Regions from separate parts of the Mus musculus genome. Here region 1 is linked to region 2. Evidence: chromatin loops called from intact Hi-C (ENCODE). Cell type or tissue: heart. All regions are shown on one strand. Links, peaks and the distances in the headings refer to the core of each region. The heading gives the core; the rest is flanking DNA.

Region 1 (6,072 bases), core at 1,397-3,896, 110 kb after region 2:
CCAGGGACTGGGCTCAGGTTACTAGGCTTGGCAGCAAGAGCCTTTTTCTCTCCAGTGTTCTGTTTTGTCTGTTTTTCTTTTCTTTCTTTTCCTTTTTTTTTTTTTTTTTTGAAACGGGATTTCTCTGTGTAGCAGCCCTGGGTATCCTGGAGCTCTCGTTGTAGACCATACTGGTCTTGAACGCAAGCCTGTCTCTCCATCTTATTTTTTAAAACAGAGTCTCTCCTGCCAGTTTCCACACTTAGCCTTTATGTGGGTGCTGGGTATCTAAATTCAGTCCCTGTGCCTGCTGCCGGCACAGCAGGCCTTCACCCTGAGCCACTTCCAGCTGCATATTTTCGTTGTTCTAATTTCACACCATAGACTGGTTTGAAACAATTCAGAGATGCCGTTTATTGTCAGGTGTGGTGGTGGTTGCCCTTAACCCCAGCACTCTGGAGGCAGAAGCAGGCAGATTTCTGTGAATTCGAGGTCAGCCTGGTCTACAATGCAAAGTCCAGGACAACCAGGGGTAGATAGAGAAACTCTGTCTCGAAAAACCAAGACAAACAAAAAAACCAACCACACAAAAAATGATGTAGTTCATTAAGATGAGATTTTAAAAAAAGTTTTAAGCATTAATATGTAGATCAGGCTGACCTCAAACTTGGGTGATTTTTCGGCTTCACCTTTTAGGTGCTGGGATCATTGGCATGAGCCCTACAGTGAGCTCAGAACTAAGTCAATAGTGAGTGTATGTGTGCCATGGCTTCCTAGTCAGTTTGAGGTAGGCTGGGAAGACAGAAGACATGAAGGATGTTCGAGGAACAGAGCCCCCTTTCATCAGTCTGCTCAAGTCTTTCGCTGAGCGTCAAGAATTCCAGCATGATTCATAAAATTTGTTGTGAAGGTTGTCTCTGAAGAGACAATATCCCTTTTATACAGAAATATCTCAAATAAGAATAAACCAGCAATAAACCAGGCTTGAGACCTAAAGTACGTGACCTCTGACCTCTGAGTTCGGCCTCATTCCTTTCCCAGATATAAACCTGCAATTTTCTAGGAATCTCACAGGCAAGATTATAAACCCCATTATGGTAACAGACATGGCTTAACCTGTGTGCAACCCTCCCAACCCATGGTTTCACCACATTAGATTGTCACCCTACCCGACCGAACCACTTCAGGAATTGCCGGATCTAATTTACTGAAGGTGGGAGGGGGTCACTTCCAAACGCCTTGAGCAACAGAAGCCTCAGCAGTCACCAAGAAAGTACATATATGGTTACTGCTAGTCGCTCAAAGCAGGAAGCTCGAGAGAAAGGCCACACTCACATCTAGGTGTGCAGGACCCTTTCCCTGGTCACCTTTGATACTTAAAGCTGTTAGCAATCTCATCTTAATAAACTCTGTCTCTGAATCCTGGTTTCATCTGAGAACTGCTCTGAAGGAAATGCCTCAGACTGCTTCAGGCACCAAGGTGGAGCTGTCTTTTGCTCCCATTACTGCCGACAGATGAGCAGACTCTCCTTGCCCCCAGCCAGATAAGTCAGACCCATCTAGCTGAGGGACTAGGTTATAAAAACGTCGTTCGCGTAGGGAGGTCACAAAGTAGCGGGGAGCCAACACTTTGGTAGAAGCTTCCCCATAGAAGGAGGGAGGGCAAGTGTCCCCTGAAGCGAACAGTTTTGGTCTTGGAACCACTTGGAGGCCCGTGGAGCCAAACAGGTGCACAGCACAGGGAGAGAGGTGGGGCCGCGGGTTCCCAAGTGTCCTCTTAGGGTTCTGAGTAAGAAGGGCTCCTGTGCAATGCAATGCAATGCAGCCAGGTGACATACCACAGGTCTGCAGAGATAGAAATTCCAAGCCCAGGGGCCTACAAAGCTTATAGGCGAACCTGCCAGGCAAGGGTCCAGAGGCCCCACCCACCCACCCTATGGTCCGCCAGCCTTTGTTCCCCCCTTCTGTGGTTTGGGGCTCTGGAACCAACAAGCTGGCCCTTGGGGAGCAAGGTCCAGGTCAGGGAGGGCGTAACATGGCCGCTTGAAGCACTACACCACATAAGGCAGGAAAGACGGCTAGGTGGTGAGGGTCTCTTTGGATTTGGGAGGATCCGGGCTTCCTGTTGTTCTTTGGTCCCTTGAACTTAAGTGCAGCCTGCTTCCTTGAGGCTTACATCGTCTCCTTCATCTGGGCGGCAGGAGTCCAGGGCGACGCGGGTGGTCAGCCCAGTCCCCCAGCACTCCCAGGGCGGGGGCCCCCGCTCGCCCAGGCCTACCCGCACCAGAGAGCGCGGCCCTGGCGCTTTCTCCTAAGGAGAAACCGGCTCCCAGTGCCCAGAGTGGGGCGTGCCGGATCACGTGGTGACCGAGGGACCCAACAGTCGGCTCAGCTTAAGTCTCGGACCCCCCCTCCCACTCCCATCCCCCACCCGCGCTGCAGAGCCCAGTGCCCGCGCGCGCGGCTCACCGCCCACCGCATTCCTAGTAGACTCTCGGGTGCTGTGCGTTGATTGGCTCGGGCTGCCGTTCTCTCAACCAATAGGCGCGCGGCTGCTGGCTAGCGTTTCGCGGTGAGTGTGCTTCTCTGCGTCTCCCGGCGAGGTGCTGCCTTTGCCTAGACTGCGGTCAAGGGAAGGGATGCTCTGGGGTGCAAGCCCGTCTGGACGCACCAGCGTACTGGAGCGCAGTCTGCAGGCGCAGACGCCCTGACCTTGGTAGGACTCTTAACGCCTGACCCTGTTTGGCTTTGGGTGTTCGTCAGTGTTGCCCCATCCCTGTTGCCCCCCCACCCCCAACACCTCAGCGAGCCTCTCCAGCCCCAAAGGCAAGCCAGCCTATGCTTGTCAAAAGTGTCGCAGTAGGGCTTGATGACACACACCTATAATTCCAGCACTAAGGGAGGCAGAGACTATTCTGGGTTACATGCCAGGGTTGGCTGAAGTTGTAGCCAGGAGTGTTTGCCTAAATGTACAAAGCCTCATAATACTGGGTATGGTGGCCCACATCTGCAAGCCTGGCACTTGAGAGGTGGAGACAGGAAAAGGTTATTTTGGGCTACATATGGAGTTCAAGGTCAGCCTGAGCTACATGAGACCCTGTCTCAAAAAAAAACAAAACAAACTCAGTAAGTCTCAGTAAAAATTAGTAGTAATCAGCAGGGCAGCGGTGGTGCACACCTTTAATGCTAGCACTCGGGAGACGGGCAGGCGGATTTCTGAGTTTGAGGCCAGCTTTGTCTACAGAGTGAGTTCCAGGACAGCCAGGGCTACACAGGGAAACCCTGTCTTGAAAAAAAAAGTAGTGATTATAGCTGAGGTATTTTTCTAATATTTAGTAATTAGATATATGCTTCACAATAAAAATCATTGCTTTAAACTGAAAGGTGCCTCCTGTATACTAGTCTTCCAAGAGTTGTTGGTGTTATTCATAATGGACAAAAGATGGTTTCTACCCAGGACAGATGGATAAGCAAGGGCAGACTATGCATAGCTTAACAAGGGGACCTTAGTAAGGAGGAAGCTATAATATTCTGGCTTTTGAAAATATGCTAAGCCTAAGGCAGTCACCTAGGACAAACACATGAAGCATCACCTAAGTAGGAGAGCTTAAAGGTTTTTTTTTTTTAAGATTTATTTATTTATTTTATGTATATGAGTATACTGTACAGATGGTTGTGAGCCTTCATGTGGTTGCTGGGATTTGAACTCAGGACCCTGCTCACTCTAGCCCAAAGATTTATTTATTATTATATGTCAGTACACTGTAGCTGTCTTCAGATACACTAGAAGAGGGCATCAGATCTCATTACAGATGGTTGTGAGCCACCATGTGGTTGCTGGGATTTGAACTCAGGACCCTGCTCACTCTAGCCCAAAGATTTATTTATTATTATATGTCAGTACACTGTAGCTGTCTTCGGACACACTAGAAGAGGGCATCAGATCTCATTACAGATGGTTGTGAGCCACCATGTGGTTGCTGGGATTTGAACTCAGGACCTTCAGAAGAGCAGTCGGTGCTCTAACCCACTGAGCCATCTCTCCAGCCCAAGTTTTTTTTTTTTAAGTTACTTATTTATGTGCACACTTTGCTTGCATGCATAGTCATGGAAACCAGAAGAAGCTGTGGGATTCCCCCAAACTCGGGTTACAGATGGTTGTAAACCAGCACATGGGTGCTGGGAACCAAACCTGACCCTCTGTAAGAGCAGTGGGTAAATCTTAACCATGGAGCTATCCTGTCACTATAGCCCTGTGACAATGTAAAGCTGGAGAGTGTACTTATGTGGCTTCTGCCATGGCTGGTGCTGGTGGCTGCACAGCGCTGTAAACACAGTTAAGGCTACATTGTAATATATGTGGGTCCCAGCAACCTGTGGATTTTATGTTATGTGTAGCTCGTGTTTCAATAAAGCTGTTACAAACTTCACTGCTTATCCTGGAAGCAGTGGGTTCTAGCCGTGCTCTCCAACCAGGCGTGGCAGGATTTGCTTCCAGGAAGCAGTGGTTGTGGATGAGCCAGAGTGTGCTTCCCTCCCAGAGCAAAGGCACCGATACCCACTGGGCATGCGCTCCACAGCTGGCGGACAACTGCCTTGGGAATTACCTATTTGAGGGCTTTGGGGAAGTCAGAGGTTGGTGAAGGCTTTACTTTTCTTAGGACACAGCCTTAGGCAATGATGATAAATCATCATTAGGAGTGCTCCCAGGCTCCCTGAGAAGTGCTCCCGGGCTATCTCCAGTTTCTATCCATGTGTTCCTGACATCTCCTAATATGACAATTCTGGCTTCTTACTGGGCTGGTTCCATTCCGGTTAGGTGATCTCTGGCCACACCCCTTCAGGACCCTGGTGGAGTCAAATAGGAAAGTCAGTGTGTGTGAGGTATATGCATATGTAGCGCTCTCTCTCTCTCTTTCTGTGGGTGTGTGTGTGCTCGCACACACGGGGGCTAAAGCACATGCCAGGCGTCTTCCGGACCTTGTCCTTGTTCTGACTCTGCCTGGAGATAGAACCTCTCATGGAATCAGAAGCTTGTTGGTAGCGTTAGGCTGGGAGAACTGTGGGCTTGGAGGATTCACCTGTCTTCTGCTCCCAGTGCTGGGGCTATATAGGCAAGGACAGTCAAGCACAGCTTTCCAAATGGGTGCTGGGGATTCAGACTTCTATTTGCAGGTTACTGCACTTGGCCACGGAGCCATCTGCTTAGCCGTTTGGTTGCTGCATATCCCGGTGCGTGTGCCTGGAGAAGCCAGAAGGGGGCATCAGATTCCTTGGAGCTAGAGTTACATACAGTTGTGAGCTGCCTGACATGGGTGCTCAGAAACAAACTCAGGTTCGTTCTCTCAAAGAGCAGCAAGCTCTCTTAGCTGGCGAGCCATCCCTCCAACCCCTTTCGTTTATTTTTATGTAGCCTAGGCTGCTCTCAAACTCAAGATCCTCCTGCCTCAACCATCTGAGTCAGGATCGCAAGTGTGTACCAATACACCCAGCCTAATAGGCATCTTACTATTCCCCCTCTGCTAAATCGTTCCTTTTTCTTTTTTCTTTTCTTTTCTTTTCTTTTCTTTTCTTTTTTTTTTTTTTTTTTTTTTTTTTTTTTTTTTTGTAGTTCCCAAGTTGCCCACGGTCCAAATCAGGAGCATTTGGATCCTGGAGTCTCCCCTCCCCCGTTGCTGCCTTCTTGTCTCCCGCCAGTTGCCATATTGAATGTGACCGCTGGAGGGCGCTCCCGCACCGCTCCTACTGGCCAACTGGTTCCTATGGGAGGGCCCCTGCTGTGTGAATGCCAGATTGATTTCCAGATTCGAAAGACAGAGCGAGAAGAGAGGCTGCAGAAGTGAGTTTAGACTAAAGTTCCCCAATCCACTTGGTGGCAACTTCTTGAACCAGGCTGTAGGTCAATTCACTAGGTCAGAGAGGCAAAAATACGAAAAGAGCTTTGTGTAGTTAAGCACTGTTCACCTGTCCAGGTGCCCTCTGCCTAAGCTGTGGGCTGCATGGGTGCCCAGCGCCTTTGTCAATGAGGCCATGTCCAACGCAGATGAAATAATACTGCCAGATGCTTACTGGCAGAATACGTGCAGACCAACC
Region 2 (6,072 bases), core at 1,643-4,142:
GGCTATCCTAGGCATTTCTGTTGTTACTGTGAAGGCAGGGTCTTACCATGTGTTATCCTTCTTGCCCTGGAATTCTGTATCATCCAGGCTGGCCTGAAATTTGCACCCTGCCTCCTTCCTGCTGGGATTAGAAACCTGTGCTACTCTGACTGGGTCTAGATTGTATGTTGTAATGTTTTACCTAGACATTAGTTGTTTATTTCCTTACTGTCTTAGAGGGTCAAGATCCAAGGCCAAAAGGTATAAAGTATTTCTCATTGGCCTGTGAAAAGCTGCTTTCTTACTGTGCTCGTATGGCTGCTGTGTCTAGAGAATACACCATAATACCGTTGAAATTGAAAGTAACTACAACTTTATTTTACTTGTGTTTTTAAGAATGGTATTTCTTTTTTTGTTGAAATTCTGTGTGAATCTTACTCTTCTGTCTTGTAGTTTCATTATTGTTGCTCAGTAATGAAATGTGTTTCTGTTACTCTTTTTTAGGGTGCGTGTGTGCTCATGCATTCATGCTGTGCTTCTCCTGTCTCTCCTGGGTGCTTTAAGAAGTTTGTGGCTGAGTAGCAGAGTGCTTGTCTAGCATTGCTGATTCTCTGGTTTATTCTCCACACCCCTTTATTCCAAGAACACATTGGCCTAGGGCTCTGAAGTTTTTTTCTGTTGAATTTACCTGGGTGTTTTGCATGGTTAGTTAATTTGTGCTTGATGTCTGCTCGATTGGTAGATTTTATTTCAACAAATATATTTTCACTTCCTTGTGTTTTCCTGTATAGCCTTTGCTGGCCTTGAACATAACACTAGTCCTCCTGCCTTAGCCTTTCGAGATGTGAGGCACTAGGCCCGGCTCATATTTTCACTTTAAAATATTTTTATTTGAGCCAGGTCATGGTGACATTCCTTTATTTCCAGCCCTTGTGAGACAGGGGTAAGTGGATCTCTGAGTTCAAGGTCAGCCTTGTCTACAAGGCATGTTCCAGGACAGCCAGGGATACAGAGAGAAGCTGTTTTGAACCTACACAATATATATTTTTATGTATTTAGCTTTGTGGTAGAACATGTGCCTAGTTAGTATGTGTAAGAACCTGGGTTCCATCCCTAGCAACATCACCACTAAAAAAAAAACATACACATATATGATTCCTTTTCAAATTTGACTAGAAATTAGAAAAAAACCCTTAACATAGACCTAAAAGGAGACAGGTGAAATATTTTAGTTTGGATTTTCAGAACACCCACGTATAAGCCAGGAACAGGTGCAAATAATAACAACAACAACAGTAGTAGTAATAACAAATACTTCAAAAAAAAAAAATTAGAGCCGGGCGTAGTGGTGCATGCCTTTAATCCCAGCACTTGGGAGGCAGAGGCAGGTGGATTTCTGAGTTCGAGGCCAGCCTGGTCTACAAAGTGAGTTCCAGGACAGCTAGGGTTACACAGAGAAACCCTGTCTCGAAAAAAAAAAAAAAAAAAAAAAAGTGAGACCCTATCTTAAATAAAATAAATAAATAAATAAAGGCTTGTATGGTGGATGGCTCAGCAAGTAAAAGTGATGCCATCAAGCCTGACAAGCTGAGCTCACTCTGGGGCATACATGAGGAGAGAACTGACCCCCACAGACTGTCCTCTGACTGCCACCCCTGTAAAACAAGTCAATATGAACATACTACAAATAATAAATAAATAAATGTGCTACAGAAAGTTTGTAATAATCACTGGGCTTGGGGATTCAGCTCAGTGGTGGGTGCACATGTGCCTAGCATGTGTGAGACTCTGAAAAAAGTACAGATTTATGTGGGTTGTGGTGTTCTGGTATGAGTATCCTGTGTTGTGGAGTATTCTTCCACTAGTGGGACAAAATAAATACCTGAGGAAACAGAGGGAGGAAAGATTATTTTGGTTTAGTTTCAGTCCACAGTGACTTGGCTCCATCGCCTCTGGAGTGGTAAAGCGGACATTGCAGGAGCATGCAGTGGGGCAGAACAGTTCACCCCAGCAGACAAGAGGCAGGTAGAGACTAAGATGGACAGGGGACAAAACACGAGACTGAGTATGGTTTCCTACCATTACCCTGTATCCCCAGGTCTCTCCTCCTCATTTTTTTTTTTTTTTTTTTTTTTAAAGATTTATTTATTTATTATATGTAAGTACACTGTAGCTGTCTTCAAACACTCCAGAAGAGGGAGTCAGATCTTGTTACGGATGGTTGTGAGCCACCATGTGGCTGCTGGGATTTGAACTCTGGACCTTCGGAAGAGCAGTCGGGTGCTCTTACCCACTGAGCCATCTCACCAGCCCCTCTCCTCCTCATTTTTAAACTTTTTATTTTGAGACGGTCTTCTTTCTGTGTTGCCCAGGCTAGCTTTGGACTTGCCTTTTGTCTCCTGAGTAGCTGTTTTACAGGCCTGAACCACTAGGCCTAACCAAAGCGTGATTTGATTCCCTTTCCTAGGGGCTGTTGATGTCTAGCACTGCAAAATGCCAGGCGGCTCCTAGCTTTTTCCTGAAAGGTTTCTGATCCATTCTCTGGAGTTTGTGTTTATGAGTTGTAATTCCAGCATTTGAGTCATAGACTTGCCTCTCTCTCTCAGCCCTTACTCTGTCAATTCTTCCTCGTGGAAATTTATTTCCCTTGTAATTTTGGTTTTTATTGGGGTAAGTGTGGCTTCGAAGAGGATCTATTTGATGCAAGCTTTAGTGGCATTTGCTTATGTGAGCACCAGGGGGTGCTGTGGAGCTGCATTCTCTTCTGGTTTGGGTCTCCAGATCCCAGAAGCAGCCCAGGTTTCACTCCATATGCGTGTGCCTGGTCTTGGAGGTGACTTTGCCCTGCAGAGCATCTGGTGGAAGTAGACTCAGTTTCTTCTTGGTTCCCATTCTGAGTTCCTGGATTCTCTTGGTTGTTCTGACATCCTTGAGTCATGTGGGGTTTTTTTGTTCTTTAAGGACGTTCTCACATTATCCAAGCTGGCCTTGCACTTGACGTCTAGCTAAGGCTGACCTTGAATTTGTAACTGCTTGCTTTTTTCCTTCCCAAGTGCTGGGATAACAGGTGTGCACCATCAAGTCTGGCTAGTCCTTTGGTTTATGTAGGAGATTCAGGCTCAGCAGTCAAATGTGAGCAGGGAGTTCAAAGACACATCTGTTGCCCAGTAAACACTGTCGTCTATGAGCCTCAAGTTCCTGATCCTGGCCTTGGCCGAGGGACAGTCGTGTCCTCTGCTATTATTAGTGACATCACTGCGAGCTTTGGAAGGCCTGGGTGTTTTTTACCTTTGGAGCTCAGCAGTGTTTTTACAGTGTATTTGCTAAAATCGATCCAGTGTCTGAGCCAAGTATTTTATAGTTAGAGGATGTTTAGACATATTTAATCCAGTGCTAGAAGCAGAAGTTCTGGTTACAGTCTGACAGCTTTATTGCCTCTGAATTATGGGGGATAAGGAGGTGAGGGCAGCTCTTGAGAGCTGCAGCCCCCGCTCCTGGGATTCTGCATGTCTGTCAGTACTTGTACTTGCAGACATTGTTCTTCTTCGGTTTGCTGTTCAGCACTGGACCAGTTGTTCTCTCAGTTTCTTTCTTGTGTGTCCTGTTGACAGCAGCTGAAAGTTTGCGAAATGATCTGTCACCTCCCGTCTTCAAAGGCTGGAGCTGATTTAGTGCCACGAGACACCTCTGGTCAGGCATGACCCACGATGGTTCTGTGAATAGCTTCAGAGAGAAAACGGTTCTTTAGCCACAAGTCATGTCAAGTTGGAGCAGAGCAAGTAGAATTGTGGCAGCTCTTTTGGAAAGCAGGCCTTCAGCAGTCTTGGAGCAGGAAGCTGTGTCTGGGAGTCTGCCCTGTCAGAGGGAAAGAAAGTGTTGGCATGTGCTTGAGGTGTGTGCTTCACAGTGGCAGAAACCAGCAGACTTGCCCAACCCTGTAGTGTGGTGACCCTCTGTCCCTGGGGGGGGGGGGGGTAGCACACATCTGTAATCCTAACACCCAGTAAGTAGAAGTAGAAGAATTTTGAGTTTGAGGCCAGCCCAGGCTGCATAGTGAGATGTGGAGTTTTTTTGTTTTTTTAAATAAGTCAGTGTTTTAGTTAGGATTTTATTGCTGTGATAAAACGCCACTACCAAAAGCAGCTTGGGGAGGAGGAAAGGGCTGATTTGCCTTACACATCCTGGGTCGCAGTCTTCGAGGGAGAGCAGCACAGGAAGTGAAGTGGAAGCCATGGAGGAATGCTCATGCTTCTTGGCTTGCTTAGCCTGCTTTCTCAAACACCCTAGGACCACCTGACCAGTGGGCTGGGCCCGTTCATATCAGTGCTAATTAAGAGACTGCCCACAGCTGGCCTACAGGCCAGTGTACCAGGCAGGCTTTCAGTTGTGCTTCCCTCTTGTAGACTTTAGTTTGCCAAGTTGGCAAGACAAAACAACCAAAACAAACCAAAAACCACCAACAGGACAGTCAGGGTTGTGCCTGGGAACTTGCTGATTGTGGCAGTTCTTTGAGACCCGTAGATGAGCAGACTGAGATGTGAAATATGGTGTAAATCAGTGGTTGCATCGTCCGCGTCTGGATGCTTGCAACTCATGTCACCTTATCCAGTCTCGGACTTGTGTATGAGACACATGGATGGAGGGAGAGCTGGCCATGGCCTGAGAGTGTGGGTTCGATAGATTGCTGTGGATGGCGAGCTCAGCAAGGCCAGAGGGCAGAGACAGAAGGAATGGGAGGGCTGTCCTCGGCCCAGCTGAGCACAGGCTGTGTTAACACATGCAGTCAGATGGCCAATTATTGGTAAGGAAGTTAACTTTTAGAGGATGTGCGCTGTTGTGTGTAACGCCAGGAAAGAAAGAATTCTGTTGTCTTCAAATCAGGACCTTCCCTATGTAGGCCATTAAATGGTAGCATTTGTCCTTTGAAGCTGTCCGGGTCCACACCAGACTTTGTGGTTTGTATTTGGGGGAGTATGGCATTGTGACATTTTGTCCTTTGAACAGGCATGGCGATTTGTTGTTCCTGTTTCCCTCAAGCCTTGCTGGACCCTCGTCTGAAATGGAAACATCGACCTCGGTAGGGTTAAAGGCCTTTGGTGCTCCTAACGTGGTTGAAGATGAGATCGATCAATACCTCAGCAAGCAGGATGGGAAGATTTACCGGAGCCGAGACCCACAGCTGTAAGTGCTCCATAGGCTCCTGCCAGTGAGGCTTTAATAGATCATTAAAGTGAATATTTAAGAGCTGGGTGTGGTGGCTTTAGTAATCTTAGCCCTTAGAGGATTGTTGCAAGTTCAAGGTCAGCCTGGTTTACATAGTGAGCTCAGGTTAGCTCATGCAATATATATATATATATATATATATATTTTTTTTTTTTTTTAAAAACATGTTCCATGTTAGTAAGCATTTGATAAAGGTGAAAAATCTGAGTCTGGCCACCTGTTATCACATTATTTTACTGCAGTTATACAACTCTTTAGTAGATGGAACTTTAAAATGGATTCCACATAGAATGTTTAGGAGTATGTGAGTACTAAGAAGCTCAAAAGGTGTCTAGAGACATGTAGGGTCTGCTTTGATGCCTCTTGAGATGAGTGTCTGCTCCCTCCAACAGAGGTAGGCGTAGAAGACACTGATGGTGGTTGATGTGTTAGCAGTGTAAGGGCTGGCTCTGACCTCTCAGGAGCAGTAGAATGACTTCTAGAAGAGTATCCTGGGTACCCTGCAGTGAATCTGATCCCAGATCTGCTCCTTGGTTAGTCACTTGTACCAGGTTGTGTCACATGATAGTGCATGTGCATTCCTTTATCTTAGGATTTTTTGCAGTTCTTTTTAAAGAAACTAGTTAGGGGTTGGAGAGATAGCTCAGCAGTTGAGAGTGCTTGTTCTTGCAGAAGATCCAGGTTTGATTCTCAGTATCTGCATGGTGGTTTACAGCTGTCTGACCTCTGCCCCAGGCACGTAGTATGAAGGCATGCATAAAGGCAAAACACCCATACACATAAAATAAAATTGAAAAGTAAAACAGAGATACCAGTTAGAAACATCATGATCTACACTCAGATGTGAAATTATGTACATGGAGACTGTTT

The links. Hi-C counts contacts between places; a loop is a spot of excess contacts. Peaks named below come from ENCODE experiments on the same cell type or tissue, not always from the same donor. Only the 100,000 strongest peaks of a DNase experiment are listed, where the experiment ranks them.
Region 1: a loop joins it to region 2, with 2.2 times the contacts of the local background. A loop is called at or near these places in 1 of 42 quality-filtered maps.

The regions. Positions count from the first base shown.
Region 1 is chr11:120,307,406-120,313,477 of GRCm38, reverse strand. No RefSeq gene overlaps it. Among named protein-coding and RNA genes, the nearest start is that of Mir6935, 37 kb to the left of the region's middle. In heart, for the core only: no CTCF peak of the experiment used is centred there; DNase peaks (open chromatin) are centred at 1,827 and 2,507; H3K4me3 peaks cover 1,677 bases; H3K27ac peaks cover 1,765 bases.
Region 2 is chr11:120,420,453-120,426,524 of GRCm38, reverse strand. Nploc4 (NPL4 homolog, ubiquitin recognition factor) reads left to right here. Exons shown (of 17, transcript NM_001195023.1): 4 at 4,984-5,160. Among named protein-coding and RNA genes, the nearest start is that of Nploc4, 14 kb to the left of the region's middle. In heart, for the core only: a CTCF peak has its summit at 2,712 (motif pointing right); no DNase peak of the experiment used is centred there; H3K27ac peaks cover 890 bases.